Regions from separate parts of the Mus musculus genome. Here region 1 is linked to region 2. Evidence: chromatin contacts called from ENCODE Hi-C or POLR2A ChIA-PET data. All regions are on one chromosome and are shown on one strand. The core of a region is the stretch at or near the end of the contact, and the rest is flanking DNA. Distances in the headings are between cores, read along the strand shown. Region 1 holds the start of 1700055D16Rik (RIKEN cDNA 1700055D16 gene). Region 2 overlaps Borcs5 (BLOC-1 related complex subunit 5).

Evidence for each region. A loop is a pair of places that touch in the nucleus more often than their neighbours do. ChIA-PET counts read pairs that join two places held with the same protein, here RNA polymerase II (POLR2A).
Region 1: POLR2A ChIA-PET joins it to region 2 with 46 read pairs in Patski. The contact joins the promoter of 1700055D16Rik here to the enhancer-like site in region 2. A Hi-C loop is called at or near these places in 3 of 37 maps with a recorded cell type or tissue (gastrocnemius and v-Abl transformed pro-B cells). POLR2A ChIA-PET finds 5 or more read pairs at or near these places in 1 of 5 experiments (Patski).

Annotation. Positions count from the first base shown.
Region 1 is chr6:134,790,282-134,794,914 of GRCm38, forward strand. 1700055D16Rik (RIKEN cDNA 1700055D16 gene) reads left to right here and starts at 2,079. Exons shown (of 2, transcript NR_151454.1): 1 at 2,079-2,215. Dusp16 (dual specificity phosphatase 16) reads right to left here and starts at 2,347. Exons shown (of 7, transcript NM_130447.3): 1 at 1,996-2,347.
Region 2 is chr6:134,669,256-134,673,611 of GRCm38, forward strand. The region is part of intron 2 of Borcs5 (BLOC-1 related complex subunit 5); the gene reads left to right. Among named protein-coding and RNA genes, the nearest start is that of Borcs5, 30 kb to the left of the region's middle. Within about 2 kb of position 2,061, at least 1 of the 3 ENCODE cell types and tissues checked has a DNase peak (open chromatin) inside an H3K27ac peak, as active enhancers do.

The sequences.
Region 1 (4,633 bases), core at 829-3,328, 120 kb after region 2:
GAACTGAGTTACCAGGATCTTCCTCTTTGACCCCTTTCTCAATTCCTATAATTAAACCTCTGTTCAAATAGACCAGGAACCCCCAATTTCGTATTAACATTTTAAATTTATAGGTACTCAACTACATTCACCAAGCTGAACTATGAGACAAGAACTTCCAAACTGAACAGAGTGAGGGGTGGGGAGGGAGTGGTAACTGTGTACTTCTGTTCCTGGCCCTGTCTACTGAAACTCACCATCTGAAACACTGAAGGAAAATCAGCACAATTCTAGGATAAGTATTTCACTTGAGTTGCTAAGATACCAGAGAGTAAAATAAAACAAAAAATTGTAACTATCATTATCAACAGTTTATACTTTCTAAACATCAGCTTATTCACCACTTACTAAAATGCAAAATAAACTTACTTCGAATTTTCTCCCCATTTGGAACTCTGATAAACACAAAATCTTACACCTTAAAACTAATAATTCAAGCTGAAGTTCTGAATTTGTCCATAAGATGGTAAATGTTATGAAAATATCAACATTCCACAATGTCTTTAAACACAATAAGTTCCACAGTTTTATTTTTTACATAAAGACAAAACCCTTTTGCAGTGCCTGGTCACATTTTGACTAGAATACACAAAGCCACAGACACTTCAGTTTTCAATTTACTTCTCCAAGCGACTGGTCTTCACCCAATAGAGAATTCTATAAATCTGAATTACAGCCTCCCACAGTGTGCTCGCTAATATTTGAATTGTCTCAATTGTTAAGCTTTTTTCCCCTTCTTCTGAAATTTACCTTTAAAGGTCTTTTCTTTAAGGGAGATGAAAAAGTGTAGGCTTTTTGAGGAAGTAGTTGTTAACTGTATGTACTATCAAGCTCCACAGAGTGGCCAAAGAGGCTTATTCCCCCTGAGAATCTATTTCAGAGAGAGAGAGATAACGTGAGCAGGAGAGAACACATACCTGGTCATTTTCCCAGCAGGTTCGATAGGTTTGATTCGCTTGTAAGAGCAGAGTATTTACTTACAATCTTTAAAAGCAAAGTGGCACCCAGCGCACTGTGTAAATAAAAACCTCAGAGGTTTAAAAACCCTCATCCTAACTCACTTCCCCTTGGTTCAGGGGACGGCACAGCCAACCCCACAGCAAATGAGATTATGCAACAGGTTTTTCCTCTCTAATCATGGGCTGATTAGAGGTGTGCGTTCTCCAAACAATCTGAGACACACAGGACTTCAAAACACCAAGGATCTTTGCAACAGGCGTTTAAGAAAAGTTCTTTCCAATTTTGCACAAGCCATTCATTTTAAGATCTCCTTGTACTTTCCCCAAGTGTATTATCAGCTTTCTGTAGGAAACAACCCGTCGCTCTTAAAGAGTTTGCATGTATGTCCTCCTTAGGGTTTTTTTTTTTCCACGTGAAACTACACCGTACACACACACACACACACACACACACCGTCCGTTGTTTCCCCGTTTTCATGTCTCACATTTTACAGCTACTGTAAATAAAGGAGTCACCGGCGGACCGTTTTCCTCCAACACCGTGACGGGAGCCCCGGAATGAAAGTTGAGTTTTGGGGGTGGGTTTTTTTTTTTTTTTCCTTGTTTAAGGAAGCGACACGGTCGCTCCCCAGGTGGCCTCGCTGGCTGCCTGCACACACACAAGGTGAATTTGGGATTATGGAAACAGTCAGGGCCCCACTTGGCAGGCGTGTTGTGTAACAGTCTGGAAGTGAGCAGCTTCGCCCGCCCAGGTGCCGGCGACCCGCGGCCCGGGGCTCGTTCGCCCGCTCGCCCGCTCGCCCGCTCGGCGCGGCGAGGCCGGGGCGCCCCCGCGGCTCGGGCCGACCCCCAGCGCGGCCTACACACCCCCCGCCGCCGCCGTCGCCGCTCCGGGCCGCCGTGGCCCGCCGGCCCCCGGCCGGGGAGAGCGCGCGGCGGCCGGCACGAGGAGCGGACGCGCCTCCCAGCCGGCCCGCGGCCCGCCGCGAACACTTACTTGAGGGGCCGCCGGCTCCAGGCTCGCGGAGGGGAGCGAGCGTTGTCACCGCGTCGCCCAGCCGTCGCTCGCGCGTCCTCCTCGCCGCCGGGGCTTCTCCTCTGAAGGGTGGGCGGAGAGCTTAGCGAGAGCCCGGGCGTTTGCAACTTTTCTTCACTTTCTCTTCCACCGCCCCCCGAAAGAGGGAAAAAAAAATGTCGACAGGGATGAAGAAGTTGAGGTAAAGTTGGGGGTCCGCGCGGGAAAAGCGAGAGGGGGAGGGTAAATGGTTGGAAACGGGATGAGAGCCCCCCCAAACGGTGATGCCCGCAGGAGGGGACCAGGGGGGGTAGTGTGGGGGTTGGGGAGAGAGAAAGAGTCGCTGGTCAGGAAACTTCAAGCGCGGATGAGGTCATCGGTTTAAAAATAAAGAGATGGCGTCACTTGAAACCAATCCCAGTGAATGAACTCAGCGGAGCCCGGGGGGGAAAGGAGGAGACGGGCGAGGGCGGGGCGGGGGGCGGGGTGGGGGGGCGGGGTCTCCGGCCCAGGCCGCGCATCGCCCGCCCCTCGGCGCTCGTCCCCGCGAGCCGGAGCCTCCGGAGCCTCCGGGAGGCGGGCTCGGGTCGCGTACCGGGCCGACCGAGCGGCGCCTCGGCGCTCCGGGTTCGCGGCCCGGGAGCCTGGGTCTGTGGCCCGCCCGCCTCCTGCCCGCGCTGGGGTCTCTCCTCCGACGGAGGCGGCTGCTCCAATGCCCCCACTCTAGGGGAAGGAAAGCAAGGCGATCTGAGAGTGCTGCAGTCAATCATTTTGTAAGAAGGTCCCGGAATCCCAAATCCGGGGCTTTTCTCTTGAGAGGGAAGTTACAGGTACTTGAAGGAAAACTGCACCGGTGATATCAAACATATCTTCACCTATGTCTTCGTCCTTGAAAGACCCTACTACACGAGTGCGGGCAAACGCAGCCAAGAATTATTTTTTCTAAAAGAATCTTTTCTGCGTGCCCTCGAGATGGCTCAACAAGTAAAGGGTCCATGCGGTGGAGAGAACCGCCTTTGAAAGTTGTCCTCAGTCCACATGCTGTTCCCCACCCCGCTACACACACACACACACACAAATAAATAAATAAAATGTAATACACACACACAAATAAAATGTAATAAGACGTTAAAGGTATTTTAGGGTTGTTAGGAGCACTGACGGCTCGATTCCCAGCACCCACATGGCAGCCCAGAACCATCTGTAACTCCAGTTCCAGGGGATCTGATGCCCTCCGCTGACCTCCATGGGCACCGAGCACACATGGGGCGCACACACAAACATGAAATCAAAACGCCCTTACACATTAAGTAAGTATTCTCGACATCGGTAGTACAGCATCATCTTTAAGTCAAACCAGAGTTCACTTGCTTTCAAGAGATGCAAGACCTACTTGAGCCTACTTTAACTCCAAGTCTTTCATGGGTTTGGGTTTTTTGTTTGTTTTGGTTTGCTTTTGCTTTTGCTTTTTTCTCCCTTCTTTTCAAAGTAGCTTTGTTTTGAGACACTACCTACTTAGGAAAATGAGAGACCTGAGGTGGCGACAACCACTCTCAGCAACTGAATAGGACAATCGAAGCTTTATTCCAGTGTTCTTTGAGCATCTGAGCTTGAAGCTTCTACTAAAAAGGACTCACGTGGATATCACATAACAAAGATGAGATCAATGACAGAAAAGCACACTTCGAGTGGACTGGCCCAAGAACCAGATTCCTGTACCCCTCAACACACGCCATCTGCAGGGTACTGAAGTAAGGATTCCGGCCTTCAAGCAGTATGTTGAGGTGAATCGATGTGGGCACCGCCTAGGTGGCTTGGCGTGCTTTCCGAGTGGGTTAGAAAGGTAACGTTTCTGTTAGTCCTCTCCCACCTTTAAACCCTGCAACAAAGGTGCACCCGTTAAGGCTGGCAATCATTAATCATTTAAGGTAACCATTATGGAATATGCCTCCGGGGACTTGCAGGTCATCTTTCAGAGTGAAAAAGGGAGCCCTTTTGGAGGTGAGAACCGCAGAAGCTGCAAGCTGAGCTTGCCGATGCCGACCCAGCTTAGAGGAGAGGTGCCTTTGACCTTCTGCGGATTTGAGTGGAGGCGGCTCCCTGTCCTCTCGTGGCAGGACGCGGTACTGCAGCGTCACCAGCTGACAACCACCAAGACGCCTGCTTTTGGAAGTTGGGAGAGGAGTAGGTGAAAAAGAGCTATATAAGGAGTCCCCTAGCTCAGGAAAAAAAAAAAAAGTTTGTTTGTTTGTTTGTTTTTTTAAATGTTCTGGTCTAGCCAGGTGTGATGGTACACAGGTAGCAAGACAATTCTGGCACTCGGGACACTGGCTGGACCAGCGTGGTGGCTCTCTGGGTAAAAGGCCTGAGGACCTAAGTTCCATCCTGGGATACACAAGGAAAGGAAGTACTCCTGGTCTCCACAGCCAACACGAGGCATGTCTGTGCATACACTCATCGCATACACATATACACTTTAAAAGAGACTGTGGCAAGAGGATTGAAAGCTAGAGGCTAACTTATGCTACAGAGGTTGACTGTCACAAGCAACAAAGCCAAGTGCAACTGTCCCCTTCATGAAGATGGCTGTCTTTGGTTTATCAAGGAACCGGCAGCCGGT
Region 2 (4,356 bases), core at 811-3,310:
GCAGCAGATATCTTTCAGATTTAATGGTTTTCTGAGTCAATTTTGCACTGGTGGTAGTCTTCCAGTCATGGCACACACTCTGTGCTGGTGTACTTAGCACACAAGTAATGATGTATGCAGTGCTCTTGGAAAGGAGTAGGGGTTATGAAATCGTTATACTATTATTTTACTGTTTGTGCCAAGGAGCGATCCATCTGGGGTTCTGTTCTCTAGACCCAGAGTGAATACTAATAGGAATTTATGGCACTCTTGTTGGAAATTTCTACTCTCATTTAGAAGCCATTAACAATTGTGTTGATAAAATAATGTTTTAAATGGAGCATATGAAACCCATGCTTAGCAGCTGTACCCTTCCAGAACACTAGCTTATAAAGTACTCCTCGGAGGAGCCTGTGGGTGGGATGAAGTCACCTGAGTAATTTTCTGTAATTATAACCTTCAGAGCTGCTTCCTTTGTCTTTTTCAGGTTAACTTTAAACAAACTCAGCAGCCGCAGCATTGCAGCAACCTATGATTTTCTTTTTCTCTACAAACGTGTGTGTGTGTGTGTGTATGTGTGTGTGTTTCATTGTCAGGGATGGAACCCAGGATCTCTTGCATGCTAGTCAAGTGCTGTATCTCTAAGCTGCACCACATCCTGGAATTTTGTTAAATCGTCACAGTTACAGAGGAAGATAGATTTTTTTTTAAATTCTTGTTCCTTCTTTAGTTTACTTCAATTTATATTTATGAGAAATGTTGGAACTCACAAACAGTGAGCTAGCTATCTGCTTGAAGATTACTGAGCTCAGAATGGCACCTCTCCAATCACTGCTAGGTAGGATTTGGATCTGAGTGAATTCATTCCTACAACATGCCCCTGAGAGCCCCAGAAGGAAATGTTAGTGCCGTGCCCTGTCACAGTTCCATGGTTGGGTTCCTTGTGCGCATCCCAGAATACGACAGTGTCAGGCAAAGCGTAGATGATGCTTAGACTGTGAATGGTGCCTTCCCAGCCCTGCGGTCAAGTCAGGGCGTGGGGCCTCGGAGACCTAGCAAAGGAGGAGCTGAGCCTGACACAGTCTGCTGCTCCCATCACGGCTGGCCACTTAGACACCAGAACCACAGTCCCTAGTCAGCTCTTTAAACTTTATATTACTTAATGTGTAGAGTAAAATGTTGGCCTTCAAAAGCATTTAAACGGTGCCTTGCTGAAGTATATAGCAGAAAGTAGTTATAATACATGGTTGCTATTCTTACCTTTTCTTTTTTCCCTCCCATAAGTAACAAATGATCTAGAATAGTCTGGGGCTTACTTTTTTATTTTTCTTTTATCTTTTTGGATCATCTATTAGCTCTTTCTTACAATGATGAAACAGAAATATCTTTTGTGGGGTGTAAACATGATCAAGTCGGGCTGGCGAGGTGGCTCAGTGATTAAGAGCACTGACTGCTATTCCCGAGGTCCTGAGTTCAAATCCCAGCAACCACATGGTGGCTTACAACCATCTGTAATGAGATCTGACGCCCTCTTCCGGTGTGTCTGAAGACAACTACAGTGTAATTACATATAATAAAAAATAAATCTTTAAAAAAAATGATCAAGTCATCTTGTTATGTTACCCTTTCTAGTAACTTAGGGGCAATGTTTTAGCTTGCTGAGACTGCCTGGAAAGTTCTTTGTGCACACGTATAGGGCCTTGTGTCAGAGAAATGTTTCAGAAGATCTGCAAATAGATCAAGAACATAGGGAAGGCAAACAGAAGGAAGTTAGTCATCTTTGTTGCTTCAGAACTGAGCAAACGTTTTGGGAGAGCGAAGTTCCTGCTGGACATCACTGAATAAGAATGAGTTGATGTCACAGTTGGCCAGAAGCAACTTTTTTTTTTCCTTTTTTTCTTTTTTGTCATACAAAGAGTACAGCAGGATGGGGAGGAGAGAGTGAAGACAAGGGGAAAAGAATTGTAGGGGAAATGAACTGGAGAAGGAATGTAAGAATGGCTCACTTGTTGTGAGTAGCATTGCTATGTATAAAAGCTGTGCTTTTCTTATCAGGAGGAGTCCGCCTTACAGGAGCTGGGAGCAGGGATGTTTCCTGGCTCCTCTCCAGGCTCAGAGGGCCACTGTGTGCTGATCCCTGAAGAGGGCTGTGGAATTATGTTGATTTAGTGTCAAGGAGGAATGGCCCCTGTTGCTTCTTTGTCTCAAAATAGTCCTACAATCATGATGAGTGAAGAAGTGCATAAGACACGGGGCCGTGGAACTCAGAATAGTCGTTTTAGCAGTCAACCTTGGAGAAAAGGCCACTGCCTCTGCCTCTGCCCCTGCCCCTGCCCCTGCCCCTGCCCCTGCCCCTGCCCCTGCCCCTGCTCCCCCCAATCCTAGGCAAATTTGTTGGAAATTGGAATTTGTTGGAACCTGGGTGGCCAGGTTTAGGTAACTAATTGTCCATATTTCTAAAAACTCGGCAGTGTCAAGATTGGCCAAATTCAGGTTGGAATCACCTGAAGCTAGCTAAGTGAATATCTAAGTGAAGCTCTCTAAGGTCCAGGCTTAGAGGAGGAGGGGTTGCAGACACCACTGGTGTCTTGGGTGTACTACTCTTCGTTGTGTGTGCACTGTGCTGTTTGGAGTGTTGAACTTTTCTACTCACTAAATTCCAGTAGTGACCTCAGTTTTGTGACAGTTAAGAGAGGCCATAATTTTTTAGAATTTTCTCTAGGGCTAGGAGAGGCTGAAACAGCCTATCTCACCAAACAGTCCAGTTTTGTTTGTTTGTTTGTTTTTAATCATTTATTTAAAGATCATGGGACATCTTAGTGAACTGTGTACTTGCAGTGTAGCATAGCTTTCATTTGGAATGGATTTTATTTCTGAAAACTGGATAAAATACTTTGGAAAAATAGATGCAGGGGGTGGGGGTTGGAGGGAGACATTGTCAGGAAATAGAGGAAGAGGCACAAGGCTTCTTAAGTGGGCCATTGGTTCCCAAACGGTACCAGCTGTCTAGTCTTGTGGTGCTTCCTCTACATCCTGAGAGGCAGGAGGTAAGCAGCTCACGGTGGAGACAAGGGGTTGGAGGAAACAAGAGATGGAGGCCTGGGGAAGAGGCAGGCATGAGAAAGTGCCTGAGATTGGTATGCAAAGATGAGAGACAGAGACAGTGAGAGGTGGGAACAAAATCTAGAGATCTCCTGTGCTGTGAAGCGTAGAACAGTGTGCTTCTGGAACTCTTTAGTTCAGAAGGCCACAGTTTGGAGCGTCTAAGAGAGAAGCACTCTGAGATAATGATTCTATTTACAGATGTTCACATGCATGTTGGATGTTCACATGTATGTTGACAGTATTTATTGATGCATATCAGAATACAGTATCTCATGCCCCTTTGCAGGTGCCAGCTCATAAGCCATGTGCCATGTGTCTTCCTAGATGTACACTGTGCCTTTTGCATCTGTTGTGGCTTCTAGGTCTCAGCAACCATTTACCCCCAGGTTTCCCCAAGTCTGACTCAGAGAGTCATAGTTTTCCACTGATCTGGACTTTCTGAAAGTAAAGCAATGTGTTATTGGAAAAGCTATGCACAAACACTAGCCAAACATTAGCTTCAAACTTGCCAGATGAAATGTTATTAAATAAGATGCACAAATAAAGGAAACATTTATGAAATATGAGCAAGTCTCCTTAATCTTTGTTATCAGCTACAACTTATAACCTTGGCTTTGCACTAAGGCCTAATTGAGCCTAAGAATAGTTCTTAGACTGCTTCCCCAGAGATCATTCGGTTCTACAGATAGACCTTCAGTTGCATGCCTAGCACTGGATTTTAAGACTTTGGCCAGTAGTCATCCTAGCAGCCTTTCTTCAAGTGAAAGTTTTATTTATGTCATAGACTGTTTCTCTGAGTGCCTACTGTGTCACCATTTCTAATTGTCTACCCTTGTAAACTCTTACCACAACTAGAAATTACCTGGTCAACCACATGACCAAAGAAAGTTTGTAGTTAATTTCCAAATGCTGCCTGGGGCTGAGGGTAAGGTGTACCAAACCCTTTTGGGAAAAAGCACCATGGTTTGCATCAACTTTGTAGAGGGCTCTTATATCCCCAAGAGTTTAAAGACTCCTGCTGTGGAGAGACAGCCTTGTCCTCAGCAGAGATTGCTGCAGTAGAGATCACTAATGCTTATAGGATTATTTAGAATGTCTCTTTATAGTATCTTGGCATATAGAAGTTAACTGCTTTCTATTCATTCATCTTTATCAGATCTTAACAATTGGACATATTTGTTTCAGATCTTTTGTCCCTTCAAGGAAAAGAAAAATAAACTTAGATCTCTCATCCCATGTGTAATGGCTAATTTTTATTGTCAGCTTGAGTAG